Regions from separate parts of the Homo sapiens genome. Here region 2 is linked to region 1. Evidence: chromatin loops called from intact Hi-C (ENCODE). Cell type or tissue: ascending aorta. All regions are shown on one strand. Links, peaks and the distances in the headings refer to the core of each region. The heading gives the core; the rest is flanking DNA. Region 1 overlaps NAA40 (N-alpha-acetyltransferase 40, NatD catalytic subunit). Region 2 holds the start of RTN3 (reticulon 3).

Region 1 (11,182 bases), core at 1,820-9,819:
TCTCGAACTCCTGACCTCGTGATTCACCCGCCTAGGCCTCCCAAAGTGCTGGGATTACAGGCGTGAGCCACCACACAGGCCTATATTAGTATTTACATGGAATTTCCATCACCTTAAGGGAACCCTGACTTTGGAGCCCGAGGTACCTCACTTCCAGCCCCGTCTTCGCTGCTGGTGGTATAATAGTGTGCCAGTGAGTTGGCCTTTATGTGTTTGAATTTCCTCACCTCTGTAATTGGGATGCTAATACCTCCCCCTTAGGGTAGTAGTGAAGATTAAGTGAGATAATGGATGTAGATTGCTAAGGAGGTGTCTCCTAAGTAGTGGCTGTTATTTTTGTCTGTATCCTCAGCCTTAACTTTACTGATCTAAAATGGATTTGTGCTATTTTTAACCCATTGGGTTTGTCCCTACTGTTGTTAACCTAGTTTTTTTTTTTCCCGTCACTCCACTATTTATCGACTGAACAAATCAACTTATTAGACAAAAATAGTTGTCTAATCCGTGTCAAAACAGTCATCGTGTTTTAACAAATAGTTTTGGGTATTACGTACTTCATATGTAGAAAACCAAGTCTAGAGACCTTAGGCATATTTAACCTAAATTTTGGTGAAAGGTCCTAGACACAGCCATTGTTGAAACTAAATGAAACCTGTGTCCCTTAGTAACTGTCTAACCAGAAGCAGCCACTGCGGATTAAGCAGAAAACAAGAAGTGTAACATGCCGTTCTAGTTCAACACTTCCTCGTTGGTTGGACTGAAATAGCAGGCCCTCAACACCATAAGACAGGGTGAAGGAAAAAAGAAATATGCCCCAGAGATTCTGCGATCCTTGCTTCCTTTAGGGCCTCAATCTTATACTTTACAGATGTGTTTCTCACATGAGACCCTACAAAGTCTCTTCTGGCCTAAAATTGACAGTAAGAGAGACTTGAATTCTCCTCCCTGAAACAGCTGGAACCGTCTCATCACCCTCATTCCACAACTGTGGGTGCTGGGGAAGTCATCATTCCTTGTAGTTACCCTGTGGCAGAGCCTGGCCTCAGGCTGAGTGAGGCTTCAGATGGAGCGCTTTCTCTTCAGTTGCCACACACGTGTCCTAGTTGCCACATTTGTGTCATCTTTCAGGAGTTAGAATTTATATTTCTCTTGCTTCACCAAAAACAGATTCTTTTTGGATATTGGATAGTATATGGGGTAGAGACATTGATACTGAAAATCTAAGAGATGCCAAATTCTTTTTCTGAAAAGTGGCTCCTCCTCCCATCTGGATGTTTCTTTTCTTTTCTTTTCCTTTTTTTTTTAGACAGAGTTGTGCTCTTTTTGCCCAGGCTGGAGTGCAGTGGCACAATCTCAGCTCACTGCAATCTCTGCCTCCCAGGCTCAAGTGATTCTCCTGCCTCAGCCTCCCGAGTAGCTGGAATTACAGGTATTAACCATCATGCCTGGCTACTTTTTTCTGTTTTTAGTAGAGACGGGGTTTCACCATGTTGGCTAGGCTGGTCTTGAACTCCTGACCTCAGGTAATCCACCCACCTCCGCCTCCCAAAGTGCTGGGGTTATAGGCATGAGCCACCGCGCCCAGCCTGGGTGTGTTTTTTTTAATTTGTCTTTATGACCCCTTCCAGTCGTAGAACTGTGTGTGGAGTTACTTTTTCAATGGGAATAGTAAGGGGAAGAGTTTTACACTGCACATGGAAACATTTATGTAACACTTTATAACAAAAAATGCCATATACATGTGATTGTGACATGGTGGAAGGAGCATGACTTTAGGGTTCAAACGTGGATTTGGATCTTGGATGATTCATTCAGCAGATGTGAACTGAGTATCTGCTGTTTGGTGAGCACTGGGTGAACATAGCCAGATAAAGCGGATCTACCCTCACCTCATGGGGAGAGTTGGAGGGAGTGGGAGGAAGAGACCGCTTTGAGAACTCTCCTCACCGCCTCTGTGACCCTGCAAGTTCCTTAACTCTCTGTGCCTCAGGTTTCTCATCAAAGAAGTAGTCACACCTACCATGCTGGGTTGTGAAAAGTAAAATAGATCACCTTTATTAAAGCACCGGCAGAAGATCTGAGGGAGGTCTTTGTAAACAGAAGTCCCCTCCTGCGACTGTTGGTGTAGACATTGCGAGCCCCATTTTATGGAGAAGAAAACTGAGAGAGAAATTTTGAGCAACTTGCTGAAAAGAGCTTAAGTAACTTGCCTGAAGTCACGCAGCTAGTAAGTGAAAGAGCTGAGAATCAAATCCAGGTCTTTTGATTCAAAATCCCGCACTCTCTTTTTTTGTACAAAGCTCCCTTGGAAAAGACACTTAACCACAGTGAGCTTTACTGTTCACTGTGCTTATTATCCATTTTAATTAGGAGCATTTTCCTGTGTCCCTGTAGGACAGCCTTACTTCCACAAGGCAGGGGCAAAGCTAATTGGAACAGTAGGAGACCACTTTTCCTAGTGCGGCCCCTCCCTGCCTGTCTGGCCCAGCTGGCTGCACCCTGCCTTCTGCCCCATGGGCAGGCAGCGGAGCTCGTAAGGGGTTCTTGAGTTATTGCGGTCTCAGGCCATGGCAGCTCCAGGCCTTGCTCTGAGGATTGCCAGGTCTACATGAATGAGCCCACAAATCTACTAGAGGCCCGGCTGGCCCTCCTGCTGCTTGTTCTTGGGAATTACTGCTCATGCTTAGAAGTGAGATGGAGGGAACCCAGGCTTCAGTGCTTTCTGGGTTCTGGGCGTTACCCTTGCCCTCCAGCACCTTTGATCCCTGAGCCCTGTATAAGAGAACAAGCATGTAGGGTGGAGTAAGGGAGCTTGTACCTGCACTGAAGGTGTGCTGGCTTCTAACCTGCCCTTACAGCTCCAAGAGGCCAACATTTGTACCCCCATCTTCATGGAGATGGAGTTGCTTTCATAAGTCATTCTGGGGGTGTCAGGAAGAGCATAGGCCCAATCTGATTGACGCCAAAGCTCATGCTCTTCTGCCCCATGGTGCAGCCCTGGACACCTTCCATCCGACGCTTCTCTGTCCCTCACCTCTGCCTCAGTGCAGAGGGTAGGGTGTATAGCGGCACTGTGTTGGCACGCTGTTACCAAACCAGCCAGGCAATGAGAAAGGAGTTGCCGAGTGGTTGCTGAGGGCTTCTGAAGCCCAGGCCTTATCGTGGCAGGGTGCAAGAATCTTTGTTGATGACCAAGTGGAAGTCCACTATGCAGGACATAGGCGCCTCAGTAGGGGACAGTGTGGCCAGTGGAACAAACATGATCTGCAGCCCATCCCTGGGATTGAGTCTCCCCTCTGCCCTTTATTCACTGCAGAACTGAGTGGTCACATTGTCTCTTCAAGGCTCAGTTTCCTATTGTGTAAAGGGAAGTGATAGTTTCTGCCCTGATAATTGAAACCATAACCTAGGCCGGGTGTGGTGGCTCACACCTGTAATCCCAGCACTTTGGGAGGCCAAGACAGGAGGATCGCTTGAGCTCAGGAGTTTGAGACTAGCCTGGGCAACATAGTGAGACTCCCCCATCTCTAAAAAAAATAAAGAAAAAAAAAGAAACATAATGTTTGTAAAGGTACTTTGCAAGCTTTATCTCTGTGTTGTCTTGAAATCTAAATTTCCAGAGAAAAAGATGAATGCTCTAAACCTGTCCATGGTAGAGGGAGGCTAGTTCTGTTCCAGGAGTCCAGCCTTATGAAGACAGTCTATTCTCTATTTTGTTCCTTCCTCTAGGGAGGTAAGATATGAGATCTTGCCTGTGTTCCACAGCGCTCAGCCATGAGATAATTAATAGCTGGTGTTGGTAGAGTTTGTGGCTATAAGAACAATCCCTGTGAGTTCCTGGTATCTGAACTCCTTTCTTCTTGGTTGATTAAAGTAGGAGGTAAGCAGTGTCATTCCTTGGAAAATAGTGGGTAGAACTGATTCTGAGAACTTCCCCAGCATCTGGTTTTTCAACTCATGCAGAAGGTTAATCGCTCTGAGTGTCCTTTCCTGGGGCCAGTCCGTGTCAGGGCTAGATGTAATTGGGAGTTGTCAAACCTCTCCAGAGAGCTCAGGGAAAGGAGGGGTGTTGGGGGGGAGGTGTCAAAAGAGGCTGCTCTATTGGTAAAAAGCAGAGCCAACTTACCAGTGCCTTTGGGATGCCTTCTGGGGACCAGCTGGGTGGTGCATGCAGTCTGCATGCCTGTGCTCTCTTGTTGTCCTGGGGAGAGAGAATGAGAATAGCCTTTTATTGAACACATACCATATTAACCCTCATAAGGACCCTCAGTCATCAAGCCAGGGGAGGCTCAGAGAAGTGCTGTGCCTCGTCCTAGCACTGCAGAGGGTGGAGAGCAGGAAGAGGCTTTGGACAGCCCTGGCGCAGTGGCTCACGCCTGTAATCCCAGCACTTTGTGAGGCTGAGGCAGGCGGATTACTTGAGGTCAGGAGTTAGTGACCAGCCTGGCCAACTTGGTGAAACCCCGTCACTACTAAAAATACAAAAATCAGCTGGACATGGTGGTGCGCTCCTGTAATCCCAGCTACTTGGGAGGCTGAGGCAGGAGAATCGCTTGAACCCAGGAGGCAGAGGCTGCCGTGAACCGAGATCTCACCACTGCATTCCAGCTTGGGTGAAAGAGTGAGACTCCATCTCAAAAAAAAAAAAAAAAGAAGAGAAAAAAGGAGGTTTTGGATGAGGCCTGCCAGGTGTCAGAGCCTGGCTCTTGCCGTGTGTTACCTGGCTTTTCACAATAGGGTGAGTGGGTCTTAGGCCTGAGAGAATCTCACGTCGGCCTCAAAACAGGACCTGATCTAGAAGCAGCTGTGGGCAATTTGCCATTCGCTGCTCTATGCCAGGAGAATCCCCACTTGCTGCTCCTCTGCTGCCCTGCTGCTGACTGTGTGCCTGCAGCTTCGTCTTGCTGGCCATGTGTCATCTGTGTCCTGAGGTGAACCCTTTGGGCCCCTGCCCTCTGCCCTGTCACTGGGTGTGCCCTGTCACTCGTTGGCCTTAACTGAGCAGGGCTTCTGGGAATGGCTCTGTGTCCTTGAGTCCGAACACGGTGGCCCCCACTTGAAATGAGACCCGGCTCCCACAGGAGCTGTGGCCAACCAGATCTTTGTCTCCCAAAGCTGGAAGACACCGAAAAGGCTTTGAATAAACTTAGGAACAGCCATCAACGGCTACCTTAGATGCTGTCTCCTCCCTGAAGCGGTCTTCAGTGTGTCTAAAGTTGGGTGTTCCCTCCTTAGGAGGGAGCGGGTGAGTGAATATTTACTAAGTGCCTGCTGGGGGCTGGCCTGCTGTAGGCGTTGTCAGCTGTTTCGCTGGGTCCCCACAGTGTCTGTGTCAGGACGGCCAGTGCTCTTTCTGAAGGGAAGCTGAGAAGTCTGGTGACCTCTGAGGACTCCCCACTACAAAATGACCTGCTTGGGTCTTTCCGCCCCTCCAAATGTGTGGCAGCAGAGGTGGGAAATTTCTCACTGCTGGGCCAGGCCTGTGGATGCAGGGCCCTTCGATTCCTTAAAGGGAAAGTCAGTGCTTGATTGGCCACAGCCATTCCAGCTAACGTTGCTTTTCCCTGTTGCAGAGAAAGTCAAGCAAAGCCAAGGAGAAGAAGCAGAAGCGGTTGGAGGAGCGAGCAGCCATGGATGCCGTTTGTGCCAAAGTGGACGCTGCCAACAGGGTGATTCTCCCTTTCTTCCCAGTCCCTGCCTCCTGGGACTTCAGCTTGGTTTATAATTTGACTTATTTTGTCTCCACCCTGTGGCAGAATTGTGACACTACCCACCCACACCGCCTCTGCCTCCTTGCTGTGCAGGGAACTGAGCTCATACCTGTGTGTTGGAAGTTGGCGCCAGCAGTTGGCCCAGGTGTTTGGGAAAACGTGGATTCCAGTGAAGTGGCTGCCTCCCTGTGGATCTTCTTCCTTATGAATAGAGGAGGATCTAGATAATTTTTTTTTCTTTTGTGTGAGACAGGGTCTCACTCTGTCATCCAGGCTGGAATGCAGTGGCACTATCTCGGCTCACTTCAACCTTGCAGCCTCTGCCGCCTGGGCCCAAGTGATCCTCCCACCTCAGCCTCTCAATTAGCTGGGACTATAGGTGCCCACCACCACACCCGGGTAATTTTTGTAGAGACGGGGTTTGGCCTTGTTGCCCAGGATGGTCTTGAACTCCTGAGCCCAAGCATTTCACCTGCCTTGGCCTCCCAAAGTGCTGGGATTACAGGCGTGAGCCACAGTGCCCAGCCCCTGCCTCCATTTAGTATCCCATTTTTTGGTCATTCTTTTAACCCACTCATAGTAAACACTCATTTATAAGGATGTGGCTCAGGGGCTTGATTTTCCATTTGGAGTTGTAACCAGGTAAAGTCAGTGTGCAGCAGATCAGGTAGCCTCTTCTTTGGGTTAGCTGTGCTGTGAGCAGGTTGTATGCCCACAGGCTAATGAGGTCTCCTCTTGCCCTGTCAGGTGATGCCAAACTTAACTCTCCTGGGCCTTTCCACCAAAGCCTTCCTCGCACATGTGACTTCAGAGCTAGGCAAATGGTGGGTTTTGGGAGGCTGCTCCTGGTTCTGAAGTTAGTCTCCCGTTGTGGGTCCCCACAGCATCCCACTCCAAGACAACAGCTCTTGGGATAGGATCTGCACCTCCGCCCCACTTGTCTGTGCTGTTCCTCTTTTCTTTCCCTCCACAGCTTGGAGACCCTCTGGAGGCTTTCCCAGTGTTCAAGAAATATGATAGAAACGGGTGAGTCACATTGAGCATTACCAACTGCTGTCTCCTCGAGTGTCTTCAGGAATTCCCTTTCCAGAGTAGGCTTCCTCAGACACAAATTTTCTCATTGTTCTTCGTATTTACGAAAAAACAGGGCTGGGTGCGGTGGCTCACGCCTGTAATCCAAGCACTTTGGGAGACCGAGGTGGGTGGATCACATGAGGTCAGGAGTTCGAGACCAGCCTGGCTAACATAGTGAAACCCCATTTCTACTAAAAATACAAAAAATTAGCTGGCACGGTGGCGATCGCCTGTAATCCCAGCTACTCGGGAGGCTGAGGCAGGAGAATCACTTGAACCCGGGGGGCAGAGGTTGCAGTGAGCCGAGATAGCACCATTGCACTCCAGCTTGGGTAACAAGAGTGAAACTCCATCTCAAAACAAAACAAAACAAAACAAAACAAAAGCAGAAACTGACTCGTGCCCTATATTGATATAAAATCCCCCAGGTAGGGTGGCAGAAGAATCCATAAATGAGCAAAGATTGCACTTAATCTCAGACTGATGTCTCTTTAGATAAATTTTTCTTTTATTTTTTGAGATGGAGTCTTGCTTAGTCACCCAGGCTGGAGTGCAGTGACGCAATCTCGGCTCACTGCAACCTCCGCCTTCTGGGTTCAGCCGATTCTCCTGCCTCAGCCTCCCAAGTACCTGGGATTATAGGTGCGTGCCACCACACCTCACTAATTTTTGTGGGTTTTTTTTTTTTTTTTTGAGACGGAGTCTCACTCTGTCGTTCAGGCTGGAGTGCAGTGGTGCGATCTCGGCTCACTGCAACCTCTGCCAGGTTCAAGTAATTCTCTGTCTCAGCCTCTCAAATAGCTAGGATTAAAGGCACCCGCCACCACGTCCAGCTAATTTTTGTATTTTTAGTAGAGTCAGGGTTTCACCATCTTGGCCAGGCTGGTCTTGAACTCCTGACCTCATGATCCACCTGTCTCAGCCTCCCAAAGTGTTGGGATTACAGGTGTGAGCCACTGCGCCCAGCTAATTTTTGTATTTTTAGTAGAGATGGGGTTTCACCATGTTGGCCAGGCTGGTCTCGAACTCCTGACCTCAACTGACCCACCTGCCTCAGCCACCCAAAGTGCTGGGATTACAGGTGTGAGCCACCGCGCCTGGCCTGATGTCTCTTCAGGACTGATTATTCTCTCTGCAAAGAATCATTGAGCTGAAACAAACTTGGAAAATTATCTAGGCTGACACTCACATTTAATGCATGGGAAACTGAGGCCCAGAGAGTCAAATGAGCTTTCTGAGTTTATGGAGTTTCCCCTGACAGCTGAGGGGCTTTTAATTTCCAATCTAGTGCTCTTTCCCTGAGTATACAGTATAATTGTTAAAAGCCAATTCCTGGCTATTTGGCCCTGAACAAATTACTTTTCTTCTTTAAAAAGAAAAATATTTGCTGGGCGTGGTGGCTCACGCCTGTAATCTCAGCACTTTGGGAGGCCGAGGTGGGCGGATCACGAGGTCAGGAGATCGAGACCATCCTGGCTAACACGGTAAAACCCCGTCTCTACTAAAAATATAAAAAATTAGCCAGGCATGGTGGCGGGCACCTGTAGTCTCAGCTACTCGGGAGGCTGAGGCAGGAGAATGGCGTGAACCCGGGAGGCGGAGCTTGCAGTGAGCCAAGATTGCGCCATTGCACTCCAGCCTGGGCAACAGAGCAAGACTCCATCTCAAAAAAATGTATATATTTTTTGGTAGAGAAGGGGTCTTGCCTATGTTGCCCGGGCTGGTCTCAAACTGCTGTCCTCAAGTGATCCTCCCACCTCGGCCTCCTAAAGTGCTGTGCCCAGCTGACCCTGAACAAATTACTTAACCTTTCTGTTCCTCAATTTTCTATTTAAAAATGGGCCTGGGCCAGGTGTGGTGGCTCATACCTGTAATCCCAGCACTTTGGGAGGCTGAGGTTGGAAGGATCGTTTGTGCCCAGGAGTCCAAGACCAGTCCTGGCGACATAGGAAGACCCTGTCTCTACAAAAAAAAAATTTTTTTAATTAGCTGGGCATGGTGGCACATGCCTGTATTCCCAGCTACTGAGAAGGCTGATGTGGGAGAATTGCTTGAGCCTGGGAGATGCAGGCTGCAGTGAGCCATGGTAGCAGCATTGCACTCTAGCCTGGGTGACAGCAAGATCCTGTCTCAAAACAAAACAAAAACCCAAAAACCAAAAATGGTTCTAATAATAGTACCTTTCTCATGGACTTGTCAGGAGGATAAGATGTAAAGTGTTAGTTCCTGCAGCATAATAAAAGCTAGATAAGTGTTTGCTGTTATTTTATTTTAAAATTTTATTTTAGATTCGCGGGGTACATGTGCAGCTGTGTAGTGGTGGGGTTGGGCATCTAGTGTACCCATCACCCAAATAGTAATCATCGTACCCAATAGGTAAATTTTCAACCCTCACCCTGTTTGCTGTTACTATTACTGATCCAGTTAACTATAGGCTCTGGAGTGAAGGCCCCCTCACGTTTTTTTCTCGTTTTGGTTTCTAAAATAGGAAGTATAATCTGCCTTACCTGAGATGCTGTTGATGAGTTGTGCTTCCAGAATGTAACATCTTGGCTTGGGGATAAACTGGGGCTCTGGGGGATTGAATTGTAGCTGGGCTTCTTAATAACTCTACTTGGAGAAGTCACTCATATTCCTCAAGCCTCATTTTCTTACCTGTCAAATAGGATGATGATGCCAAACTTGCAAGCTGTTTTTTTTTTTTTTTTTTTGAGATGGTGTCTTGCTCTGTCACCCAGGCTGGAGTGCAGTGGCGCCATCTCGGCTCACTGCAAGCTCAGCCTCCCGGATTCACGCCATTATCCTGCCTCAGCCTCCCGAGTAGCTGGGACTACAGGCACCCGCCACCACGCCCGGCTAATTTTTTGTATTTTTAGTAGAGATGGGGTTTCACCGTGTTAGCCAGGATGGTCTCGATCTCCTGACCTTGTGATCCGCCCGCCTCGGCCTCCCAAAGTGCTGGGATTACAGGTGTGAGCCACCGTGCCCAGCCAAACTTGGAAGGTTTTTTTTAAGGAAGAAAGAGAATATATGCAGCTCAGTAAGTAGCAGCTGGTATGAGGTTTTTTTTGTTTTTTTTTTTTTTTGAGACAGAGTCTCGCTCTGTGCCTAGGCTGGAGTGCAGTGGCACGATCTCGGCTCACTGCAGCCTCTGCCTCCTGGGTTCAAGTGATTCTCCTGCCTCTACCTCCTGAGTAGCTGGGACTGCAAGTACATGACATCACGCCCTGCTAATTTTTGTATTTTTAGTAAAGACGGAGTTTCGCCATGTTGGCCAGGCTGGTCCCGAACTCCTGACCTCAGGTGATCCACCTGCCTCAACCTCCCGAAGTGCTGAGATTGTAGGCGTGAGCCACTGCGCCCGGCCTGGAAAGTCTTTTGACATACTTTAGATATCCCATATTGTGATATCTCATAGTGTTTTCGTTTTTGTTTTTGAGACAGAGTCTCGCCCAGGCTGGAGTACAATGGCATGATCTTGGCTCACTGCAACCTCTGCCTCCCTGGTACAAGCAATTCTCCTGCCTCAGCCGCCGGAGTAGCTGGGATTACAGGCACCCCCCACCACGCCCGGCTAATTTTTTGTATTTTTATTAAAGATGGGGTTTCACTATGTTGGCCAGGCTAGTCTCGAACTCCTGACCTCATGATCCGCCCGCCTCGGCCTCCCAAAGTGCTGGGATTACAGGCGTGAGCCACTGTGCCCGGCCTCATAGTGTTTTCATATTCCGTATTCCCATTGACTTCCAGAAATGTGGAATAGCTCCAAAACAGGCATTGCCAGCCAAGTCTGGGCTCCTCTGGTGCCTTGAATTTTGTGTGGTTCCTGTGGTTGTGATCTTACTTTCATGTACTTTAATGGAGAATTCGTACCTGCAGGTGGGCTTTGGACATTTTATAGTTAAGATAGGTGCAGTGCTGTGTTTGGGCAGCTGTGATGGCTAAGTGGGTGATAAAGAAAGGAAGATGCTTCAGGGGCAGGGAGTTCTGAATTCATAAGGCTGAGTGTGGTGTGCCAGTCAGTAGAGGTGATGGGATTCCAGTGCGTACATCCTCTGGGGGTTGTGTCAAAGGTCACTGAAAGGTATTGATACGGGAGCTCTTTAAAGGCTTAGAGTTTGCTGACTCTAGTCCTTTCAGAATGTAGTGCTCTCTAGGGAATGTGATTTCACAGATCAGTCAAGGAGTTTAACTGTTTTTTACTTAAATTTCATTTAGAAACAGATACCTTAACACTTAGGCATTTGTGGGTTTAGAAAAACAGTGTTGGGCTGAAGCCTGCTTCACCCGGTTTTTTTTTGTTTGTTTGGAGACAGAGTTTCGCTCTCACTGCCCAGGCTGTAGTGCAATGGCACGATCTTGGCTCACTGCAACCTCCGCCTCCCAGGTTCAAGCGA
Region 2 (11,182 bases), core at 1,300-9,299, 270 kb before region 1:
ATATCCTAATAGTGGCCAGGCTCGGTGGCTCACGCCTGTAATCCCAGCATTTTGGGAGGCCGAGGCAGGCAGATCACGAGGTCAGGAGATCGAGACCATCCTGGCTAACACGGTGAAACCCCGTCTCTACTAAAAATACAAAAAATTAGCTGGGCGTGGTGGCGGGTGCCTGTAGTCCCAGCTACTTGGGAGGCTGAGGCAGGAGAATGGCGTGAACCCAGGAGGCAGAGCTTGCAGTGAGCTGAGATCGCAGCATTGCACTCCAGCCTGGGCGACACAGCAAGACTCCATTTCAAAAAAAAAAAAAAGAGAAAATCCTAATAGTAGCTACCTATATGTGTGTAGAGGAGTGGAGGGAGTTAGTGATAAAACTTTACAATATATATATTCCTGAATATTTGTGTACGTATATATGAATGATCTGTGACTACATATCAAATTTTTTTTTGAGATAGAGTTTCACTCTGTCGCCCAGGCTGGAGTGCAGTGGCGCAATCTTGGCTCACTGCAACTTTTGCTTCCCAGATTGAAGCGAGTCTCCTGCCTCAGCCTTCTGAGTAGCTGGGACAACAGGCATGTGCCACCAGGCTCGGCTAATTTTTTTGTATTTTTAGTAGAGACAGGGTTTCACGATGTTAGGCAGGCTGTTCTCCAACTCCTGACCTCAGGCAGTCTGGCTACCTCGGCCTCCCAAAGTGCTGGGATTACAGGTGTGAGCCACTGCGCCCGCCCTTCAAATGTCTTAATTTAAAATATATAATTTTTAAAAATTTAAAAATAAAATAAAATATATAATTTTTTCTAAAAGTCAAGAAAATATAGGGTAATTAGATGGCTTAGAAGTTAAACTGGGAAATTATCTGTATAGGCCGAGCACAGTGGCTCAAGCCTGTAATCCCAGCACTTTGGGAGGCTGAGGTGGGCCAATCACCAGAGGTCAGGAGTTCAAGAACAGCCTGGCCAACATGGTGAAACCCCATCTCTAGTAAAAATATAAAAATTAGCTGGGCTTGGTAGCGTGCACCTGTAATCCTAGCCAGTGGGGAGGCTGATGCAGGAGAATTGCTTGAACTAAGGAGGCGGAGGTTGCAGTGAGCTGAGATCATGCCATTGCCCTCCAGTGTGGGCGACAAGAGCAAAACTCCGTCTCGAAAATAAAGAAATTATCTGTATAAGATACCAGTCCTGGCCAGGAGTGGTGGCTCATGCCTGTAATCTCAGCACTTTGGGAGGCCGAGGCGGGTGGATCACCTGAGGTCAGGAGTTCGAGACCAGCCTGACCAACATGGAGAAACCCTGTCTCTACTAAAAATACAAAATTAGCCGGGTGTGGTGGCACATGCCTGTAGTCCCAGCTACTCCAGAGGCTGAGGCAGGAGAATCGCTTGAATCCGGGAGGCAGAGGTTGCGGTGAGCCAAGATCGCACCATTGCACTCCAGCCTGGACAACAAGAGCAAAACTCCGTCTCAAAAAAAAAAAATACCAGTCCTTACTACGTACTCACACATGCACACAAAAATACCAGTCCTATAAAGACAGGGCCAAAGAATAAGAGACCTAGCACAGCGCCTCAGGTGTTCAAGGGAACTTCAGAGAAATGGCCATACTCCAGTGTGCTCTTTATTTTTCTTTCTTTTTTTTTTTTTGAGATGGAGTCTCGCTCTGTTGCCCAGGCTGGAGCGCAGTGGCGCGATCTCGGCTCACTGCAGGCTCCACCTCCCGGGTTCACACCATTCTGCTGCCTCAGCCTCCTGAGTAGCTGGGACTACAGGTACCCGCCAGTAAGCCCGGCTAATTTTTTGTATTTTTAGTAGAGACGGGGTTTCACTGTGTTAGCCAGGATGGTCTCGATCTCCTGACCTCGTGATCCACCCACCTCGGCCTCCCAAAGTGCTGGGATTACAGGCGTGAGCCACCGCGCCTGGAGTTATTTTATTTTTCAAGATGAGGTCTCGCTATATTGTCCAGGCTGGTCTTGAACTCTTGGGCCCAAGCCATCCTCCTGCCTTGGCCTCTCAAAGTGTAGGGATTACAGAGGTGAGCCACCATGACAGCCAGGGAGCACTTTAAAAATTCCATCTTGGGCCGGGCGCGGTGGCTCACGCCTGTAATCCCAGGACTTTGGGAGGCTGAGGCAGGCAGATCACGAGGTCAGGAGTACAAGACCAGCCTAGCCAACATGGTGAAACCTCGTCTCTACTAAAAATATAAAAATTAGCCAGGCATGGTGGCATGGGCCTGTAGTCCCAGCTACTCGGGAAGCTGAGGCAGAAGAATCACTTGAACCCAGGAGGTGGAGGGTGCAGTCAGCTGAGATCATGCCACTGCACTCCAGCCTGGGTGACAGAGTGAGACTCCATCTCAAAAAAAAAAAAAATCCCATCTTGGACAAAAAAAAGGAAAAAAAAAATCCCAGCTGAGCCATTTCCCACCAAAAACTTCCACTCAATCCCCATTATTCTTAAGACAAAGCCTCAGTTCTTTGGTTCAATACTACTGCTTCTCCAAAAACTGGCCCCAACATATCTTCCTCATTTTAGATGTTATCCCTATATCTTCCCTCCTGTCCTAATTCAAGCCTTCAGCTCCAGCCAATTTGGTCTAACCAACACCCAAGACACCTTATACACGCTCACGTCTGAGCCTTTAGCCACCACATATGGCTGTACAGTCTGAGTGTTACACCAAGGCAGCTTGTGGAGACAAGGGGCAAGAGGGGATCAAATCTAGGTGAGGTTCTGCTAGCCAAATCAGCATGGAACTGTATCATGGGTGGGGCTGGGAGAAAGAGGTTCTTTTTTGTGATTCATCTGCCCAGAAGAGTACTTTTTTTGTATACATTCACAAAAGCAACCCCTGTATTTGCTTCATACCATCCTTTTCTGCTTTTAATGACTTCCTTACAATTCCAAACACCTATCTAACTTTGAGCATCTTCACAAAACCTCCTGGCTGGGCGCAGTGGCTCACGCCTGTAATCCCAGCACTTTGGGAGGCCGAGGCAGGCAGATCACGAGGTCAGGACATCGAGACCATCCTGGCTAACACAGTGAAACCCCGTCTCTACTAAAAATACAAAAAATTAGCCAGGCACGGTGGCACGCACCTGTAGTCCCAGCTACTCGGGAGGCTGAGGCAGGAGAATCACTTAAACCTGGGAGGCAGAGGTTGCAGTGAGCCGAGATCGCACCACTGCACTCCAGCCTGGGTGACAGAAAAAAAAAAAAAACCTCCCTAAGCCACTACAACTTCATGGTAATTCCTTCCCCTCGTTGTTTTTGTTTTTGTTTTTGTTTTTGTTTGAGGTGGAGTCTCACTGTGTTGCCCAGGCTGGAGTGCAGTGGCATGATCTTGGCTCATTGCAACCTCTGCCTCCCAGGCTCAGGTGATTCTCGTGCCTCAGCCTCCCGAGTAGCTGGGATTACAGGTACACACCACTATGCCTGGGTAATTTTGTATTTTCAGTAGAGATGGGGTTTCTCCATGTTGGCCAGACTAGTCTCAAACTTTTGACCTCAGGTGATCCGCCTACCTTGCCCTCCCAAAGTGCTGGGATTACAGGCGTGAGCCACTGCGCCTGGCCCCTCTCTTTTAAATTCATTTAATTTACTTGCCATCTAATCAAAGCACTATGGTTTTATGGTGTTTGGGGTTGTTTTTAGTTGCTATTTAATTTATATTATTTAACTTTATGTGAGTATGTTTTTTGTCCTAACTAGCTTGTAAGCTCATTGAAGACAAGACTAACATATTTTGGAGGTCTCTTCAAAGTTCCCAGAATTGTGTTATACACACAGCACATGATCAATACACATTCATAGAACTGGCCGGGCACAGTGGCTCACGCCTATAATCCCAGGTGTGGGAAACTGAGGCAGGAGGATCACCCGAGGTCAGGAGTTCAAGACCACCCTGGCCAACATGGTGAAACCCCGCCTCTACTAAAAATACAAAAATTAGCCGGACATGGAGGCATGTGCCTGTAATCCCAGCTACTCAGGAGGCTGAACCAGAACTGCTTGAACCCGGGAGGCGGAGGTTGCAGTGAGCCAAGATGGCACTACTGCACTCCAGCCTGGGCAATAGAGCAAGACTCCATCTCAAAAAAAAAAATGTCTGAAGGGTCTGAAAAGACCAGTAAGACCACGTGCATATCTTGCTTTTTAACTTCTCTGCTGCTACATATTAGGAAAATGGACTTCCTTCCAGCTGGAGTCTCCAGATTGTAGCAAGTGCTGTCAGAGTTAGCTACCAGCATCATTTATTTCCTTATCTAGCACTTAATAATGTAGATTTTTGTTTGTTTGTTTTGTTTTAAGGAGCAGAGCGTTTAATAGACAAGAAAGAAGGAAGGAAGAAGAAAACAGCTCCCCTAATAATGCGATTTTTAAAAAAACATATGCACGTATCAGAATGGGTAGATAACTGGCTTGGTTATCCGATCTGCTATTATTTCCCTTTGCCATCCAAGAGACAGTTTGCTGCATTATCAGCTGATGCAGTAAGTGCCAGGGTAAGGTATTAGCCACAAAGTTATTTTGGGAAATATTTTTCTATGCCTTTTTCAGAGCATTGCAAAGGCCAGGAGTCATCCTCCCACCCCCTGGGGCTTTACCTGACCTTAAAAACTCAAGGGCAGATGTAGTACACAGCTTGTTCTAGAAGATTTCCACTGGTCAGATCGCCTTTCCCCTCAGTGGCAGCTTGGCTGACCACCTCCCGCTTCATGAGGCTGCATCTTTACAGGATCTGCTGATCCTGCAATTGTACTTTGGGTCATCGATTGCTGCTTTAGCAGTAACAGTCGACAGCCTTGATTTTTATTATTTCCAGGATACAGTCCTCCTTTTTTTTTTTTTATTTGACGGAGATTTGCTCTTTCACCCAAGCTGGAGTGCAATGGTGAGATCTCTGCTCACTGCAACCTCTGCCTCCCGAGTTCAAGCAATTCTCCTGCCTCAGCCTCCCGAGTAGTTGGGATTACAGGCGCCCGCCACTACCCCCAGCTAATTTTTGTATTTTTAGTAGAGACAGGGTTTCACCACATTGGCCAGGCTGTTCTTGAACTCCTGACATCAGATGATCCACCTGCCTCGGCCTCCCAAAGTGCTGGGATTACAGGTGTGAGCCACCGCGCCCAGCCAACAGTCCTCCTTTAACAAAGACTATGCACCTTTCCAATATTTTGACCAGATGTAGGGAGAAGGCTTCGAATTTGGCAATCCAGCCCAGGAAAAGCAAAAAATGAACAAAATCCAATATAGGCTAGAAATCTGGTTTTAAATACATGTTCTGCTAAGGACCTCTTTTAGTCTATGAATAAAATTCAATTATGTGTATTTTGTGCCTTATTCTGATTTTTTTTACTTTTTTTTTTTTTTTTAAGGCAGGAAGGTTCTCGCTGTGTGGCCCAGGCTGGACTCCAACTCCTGGGCTCAAGTGATCCTCCCTTCTCTGCCGTAGCAGAGACTACGGGCCTCTGCCACTGACTGCGGCCTTATTCTGAATTTTTAATATCTAATTTTATCATCCCCCATAATCACAGCCAACATTTTCTTATCTCCTGGCTCTTCTTCATCAGCTCAGCATTTTTTTTCCCTCTCTAAAATATGTCGTCTCTATCTGACAGTCTATTCGGAGGAAAAGAGAACCTTAAGACCCAAGGTGGACCCTTCTCTGGCAACAGTAACGAGATAAGAATACGAAGCAGGTTCTGCGACTGCATTGCAATGTGATTGGAATGAGTAATCGTTTTTCATTCTGTATAGCATCTTTCTCCACCTACCAAATGGGGGGCCGTGCCATCTCTGCCTCTCGGTGAGGAGATATTACGACACAGCCAGTGAGATTCACAAAGCACCTTGCAGAGTGGGCCTACTCTACACTCTGGTTTTCAGTTTTTATTGGAGTCACAGGTGGGAATGCATCAAACAAAAGATATAGGCTCTGGAATGTACGGGAAAGAGAGTTTCCATAATGGAAGCCCAAAGACATTTCTACCGTTAAAATACATAATCTGCCGACCCTAAAACATTCACATAAAGAGGCAGGAGGGAATACTATCCCGCAGCTCCACGATTAGCCGCAGTCGTGGGCGGGGATTGGGGCTTGGATACGCCTTTTGCGTCTGGTCCCCAAGGGACGCTCCCCAACCCTCGGCGCGCGAGGCGCCGCGTGAGGCCGGCTTTGCCCCTCCTTCCCTGCAAGAGCGCAGAGGAGCGGTTCTTGCGCCTGCGCCCTGCGCCGCTGCGCGCTTTGGCACCCGCTTGGGGCCCTTTGTGCGCATGCGCGCTCGCGCTCCCGCCCTCTAGCTGCGCTCGGCTGAGTCAGTCAGTCTGTCGGAGTCTGTCCTCGGAGCAGGCGGAGTAAAGGGACTTGAGCGAGCCAGTTGCCGGATTATTCTATTTCCCCTCCCTCTCTCCCGCCCCGTATCTCTTTTCACCCTTCTCCCACCCTCGCTCGCGTAGCCATGGCGGAGCCGTCGGCGGCCACTCAGTCCCATTCCATCTCCTCGTCGTCCTTCGGAGCCGAGCCGTCCGCGCCCGGCGGCGGCGGGAGCCCAGGAGCCTGCCCCGCCCTGGGGACGAAGAGCTGCAGCTCCTCCTGTGCGGGTAAGGCGCGCGGGGAGCCCCCGCCCTGGGAAAGAGGGCGAGCGGGAGCCTGGGGGCTGGGGGGATTAGGAGGCGAGGCGGGAGGAGGACGAATTACCCTCGACTACTGACGGCTTCAGCCCCCCGGGGACGAGCGTTTGGAAAATGGGCAAAGGGGAAGGGGAACGTAAGGTTGTGCAGGCGGTGAGGAAATAGCGGGGTGTGAGGAAAACAGGTTGGGGGCGGGGAGATAGTCCAGTGGGCGTTAACGCCAAGACTGGGCAGGTGGGGAAAAATACCAGCTCGTGGGATAAAATGGAGAGTTGCTCGATGCATATGGTGAACCTGGGTGATTTAGTGAGGATTAGAGAGATTGAAAGGATACGGGCAGGTGGGTGGTGGGAGAAACAATTTGTTACTATTTTTGAGGGGATGGTGGTGAAAGGGTTGCATTGCAGGTTTGCAGACAGGTGTTGACATAATCAAGCATTCATGATAGTCCTCCAAAATATTTTTGGCTGCCCATGGGAAGGATGAGGAAGTTTAATGGAAGCATTGTAGCCTGTTTTTTTTGTTTGTTTGTTTTGTTTTTACTGTTTTCGGCTAGACTCCATGAATGCCGGATTTTTCTGAGGCTCCGAGGTAGAAGGAGGCGTGATGAGAATAGCTCAGGGAAGATTTGGGAGGGAGCTGCTAATGGTCCAAGATGGATCCGTGGCTGCATCTGCAACAGCCTGCTCTTCCCTGGCGCTGCGTGGGGGTGGGGACACGCAATCAGTCGCTTATATTCTAGAAAATAGAGTCATGCTAAGCTATCAACATGTTTTGATTTCATGTTTTCTGTGGGCTACTATTGATCGAAGTATAACAAAGGGGGGTGTTTATTGCAGAAAGGGGGAGGGGGAGAACATTCAGACAAAGCAAGGGCTGGTTGAGTCCCCTTCTCCCATCTCTGTGAAAGACTAAGAACGAAGCTGCAGACCTCCTTTAGTTTGCATTGTATACGCGTCTGCCTGCTGGTAAGAGCTGCCTGGCAAGCTCCCCTTATGCAGAAATCTGCAGTGCAGATGCCTTCTTAAGGGGGGAAAAAAAAACCACCATGGGCAGGTGGTAGTTCTCAAAGGAACGGAGTCTTTGAAGGGAAAAAAAATGCCTTTTGTCAAAGGCAGGGCCGTAAATTCGGGAGAGTAGAGATAATTTTGCTCTCTATTTAGTTATGTTAAAGGATTTTGATCATTTTTTTTTAATGCTTCGTTGTCTCCTTTGGCAGAATCTTGGGTTCTAAAGAAAAAATTTCTGATCTTAACCTTAAATGTATTATTCTCTACGTGTTTTTCTAGCAGTGAATTTTCACCTGTCTGAGAGCTTTGGAGCCCTGTTGGATTTTTTCAGTGTGGTTATGGCCATTTCAGTAGAAACAGGCAGTATCAGGAAGCTTTTGCAGATAAAAGAATGAGGCAGCAAATTTAGAACCCTGTCTCCTTTAAACCACCAGCCTTTTCTCCAAATTTTTGTGTTCTGGGCTAAGGTCCAGATGAACAGCGACTTCCTTATAACTTAGCAACTTGATCTTTTTGCTTTAATCACTTGTCATTGCTTACTGTTTGGTAGGCCCTTTTGTACTTACCTTTTGGGTTTTCTTGATTTTTCATTTTTGATTCAGACCTAAGTTTTAGAAATTTGGCTCTGTAAGCTCAAGATAAGACAGATGTTAAGTGTTGAAGAGTCATTTTAGTTAGCAGATTTGAAAATTTAGTCCTAGTTTGTTTATAACTAAATGGTGAAATCATTTGAGATTCAACTTTTTCATTCTTTTAATGCACTTATGGAAGAACTGGCCTAGTAGGCCAATGAAATAAGAGTATTTTGTTCACAGACACACAGGCATACCACAACCTAATTGGCACCTAAATTGGCAATACGAATTTAATGACATAACATATTTCTGTTTGGCTTACCTTTTTTTATGTCATCTACCCTTGTCACAATTTTTATCTATTTATTGTGTATTTTTTGCACTTCTCTTTATAATAGTGGAAAAGGTGCTGAAATTATGTGTTTTGTCGAAAGTAGTAGAATTATATCGTGAAGTGCTGTTCCAAGTACATGAGTTTGCATTACATTTTCCGAATAATATTAAATGCCGCGGTTTCCACTCGTTATTTCTTTCTCTTTTCTTTTCTTTCTTTTTTTTTTTTTTTTTTTTTTTTTTTTTAGACAAGGTCTTGCTCTGTCACAGACTGGAGTGCAGTGGAGCCATCTTGGCTCACTGCAACCTCCATCTCCGGGGTTCAAATGATTCTCATGCTTCAGCCACCCGAGTAGCTGGAATTACAGGCGTGTGCCACCACGCGTGGTTAATTTTCTTTTGGTTTTTTTTTTTTTTTTTTTTTTTTTGGTTTTTTTTTTGAGACGGAGTCTCGCTTTGTCGCCCAGGCTGGAGTGCAGTGGTGCGATCTCAGCTCACTGCAACCTCCATCTCCCAGGTTCATGCCATTCTCCTGCCTCAGCTTCCCAGTAGCTGGGACTACAGGTGCCCACCACCATGCCCGGCTAATTTTTTGTATTTTTAGTAGAAACAGGGTTTCACAGTGTTAGCCAGGATGGTCTTGATCTCCTGACCTCGTGATCCGCCCACCTCGGCCTCCCAAAATGCTGGGAATACAGGCATGAGCCACCACACACGGCCCACACCTGGTTAATTTTTATATCTTTGGTAGAGATGGGGTTTTGCCATGTTGGCCAGGCTGGTCTCAAACTCCTGGCCTCATGTGATCTGCCCTCCTCGGCCTCCCAAAGTGCTGGGATTACAGATGGGAGCCACTGTGACCAGCTTTACCCATTATTTCTTAGTAAAATTTTATTACAGAATTTGTATTTCTTAGATGTGCTGTAGACACGTATCACTATTAGCACTTAAAACAGTGATATATAGTAGTACTTGGTAAGTATTTGTTGAATAAATTATCAAATTTACGAGCTAGAAAGGCACACTTGAGAAATAAACTAAAGAGAAACTCTTTTTGGAGTCTCGCTCTGTAGCCCAGGCTGGAGTGCAGTGGTGTGATCTTGGCTCACTGCAACCTCTGTCTCCTGGGCTCAAACCATTCTCCCACCTTAGCCTCCTGAGTAGGTGGGATTACAGACATGCACCACCACGCCCAGATAATTTTTGTACTTTTACTAGATATGGGGTTTTGCCATGTTGGCCAGGCTGGTCTTGAACTCCTGACCTCAAGTGATCCGCCCACCTCGGCCTCCCAAGGTGTTGGGATTACAGGCATGAGCCACTGAGCCCAGCCAAGAGACTCTTATCTTAAATGCTTATCCATTGCAAATGTGCATTCATATTGTCTAAAAAGCACTAATACAGTTTTGGTGGGCCCAATGCAAGATCCTCATTTGTTGGGTCACTACTTGAACATAAAAGTTTACCTTAAGATACTGCAGTGTGGGGCCAGGCACGCTTGCTCACTCCTGTAATCCCAACACTTTGGGAGGCTGAGGTGGTTGGATCACCTGAGGTCAGGAGTTAGAGACCAGCCTGAACAACATGGTGGAACCCTGTCTCTACTAAAAAATACAAAAATTAGCCGGGCACAGTGACGGGCACCTGTAGTCTCAGCTACTCGGGAGGCTGAGACAGGAAAATCACTTGAACCCAGGAGGCGGGAGTTGCAGTGAGCTGAGATCACACCATGGCACTCCAGCCTAGGCGACACAGCAAGACTCCATCTCAAAAAAAAAAAAAAGTTACTGCAATGTGTTGTAATCATTTTTATTGCAGAAGCCTTTCCTCCTTGCTGGATGTTTTTCTTCATGTCACAAAGGAAGTGTCTCAGGCTTTTGCACCATGAAAATAAGATGAAGTTTGTTATTCCAAAATTTAACTTATTTAAAATGTAGATGCTAAAAAATTACCTTAATTGTTTAAAAAAAAAATCTGTACGTATTGCTGTCATCCTCCAGCTTCATGTTCTTTCACCAAGCTCCTCTTGGTTTTGGAGACTTGTCTTGATTTTAGTTAAAGAAAAATAAGTGATTGGTTGGTGTCCTACAGAAAACAATTTTGTCTTGACTGACCTGTCCAGTAATTAATTTTAGAAGTATTAGTTACTATATACAGGTCAAGAATGAGTGATGGCACTCTGTACTTTAGTGCCTTAGGTTCTAATGCAGCCAGCAATGTAGTATGCTTAGAGATGGGGATCAGGGGTCAGGATGGCTTCCCAGATTTCTGCCTTTGAAGGAAACTGAAGATATCAGAGGCAAAAATTTGAGGTTGAGGTAAAAGAGACTGAAATATTCAGTGTTCATTTCAGAGCAAGAGTTGCCTTTATTAGGCCTCAAGTATAGAGACACGTCTATCATCTGAACTTTAAAAGTACTTTAATAGTTTACTGATGACACGATGTTGAAATTCTGTAACTTGGCCGGGCACGGTGGCTCACGCCTGTAATCCTAGCACTTTGGGAGGCCGAGGCAGGCGGATCACGAGGTCAGGAGATCGAGATCATCCTGGCTAACATGGTGAAACCCTGTCTCTACTAAAAATACAAAAAATTAGCCGGGCGTGGTGGCGGGGCGCCTG

The links. A loop is a pair of places that touch in the nucleus more often than their neighbours do. Peaks named below come from ENCODE experiments on the same cell type or tissue, not always from the same donor. Only the 100,000 strongest peaks of a DNase experiment are listed, where the experiment ranks them.
Region 2: it touches region 1 in a loop (2.3-fold over the local background); 7 of 110 quality-filtered maps call a loop at or near these places.

Annotation. Positions count from the first base shown.
Region 1 is chr11:63,940,267-63,951,448 of GRCh38, forward strand. NAA40 (N-alpha-acetyltransferase 40, NatD catalytic subunit) reads left to right here. Exons shown (of 8, transcript NM_024771.4): 2 at 5,574-5,669; 3 at 6,685-6,737. Among named protein-coding and RNA genes, the nearest start is that of NAA40, 6.9 kb to the left of the region's middle. RefSeq lists an enhancer at 4,777-5,706. In ascending aorta, for the core only: a CTCF peak has its summit at 5,763 (motif pointing left); DNase peaks (open chromatin) are centred at 4,929 and 5,715; H3K4me3 peaks cover 703 bases; H3K27ac peaks cover 1,181 bases.
Region 2 is chr11:63,675,167-63,686,348 of GRCh38, forward strand. RTN3 (reticulon 3) reads left to right here and starts at 6,334. Exons shown (of 9, transcript NM_001265589.2): 1 at 6,334-6,612. The coding sequence starts at 6,471. RefSeq lists a silencer at 6,507-6,626. In ascending aorta, for the core only: no CTCF peak of the experiment used is centred there; DNase peaks (open chromatin) are centred at 5,761, 6,255 and 7,385; H3K4me3 peaks cover 2,941 bases; H3K27ac peaks cover 2,805 bases.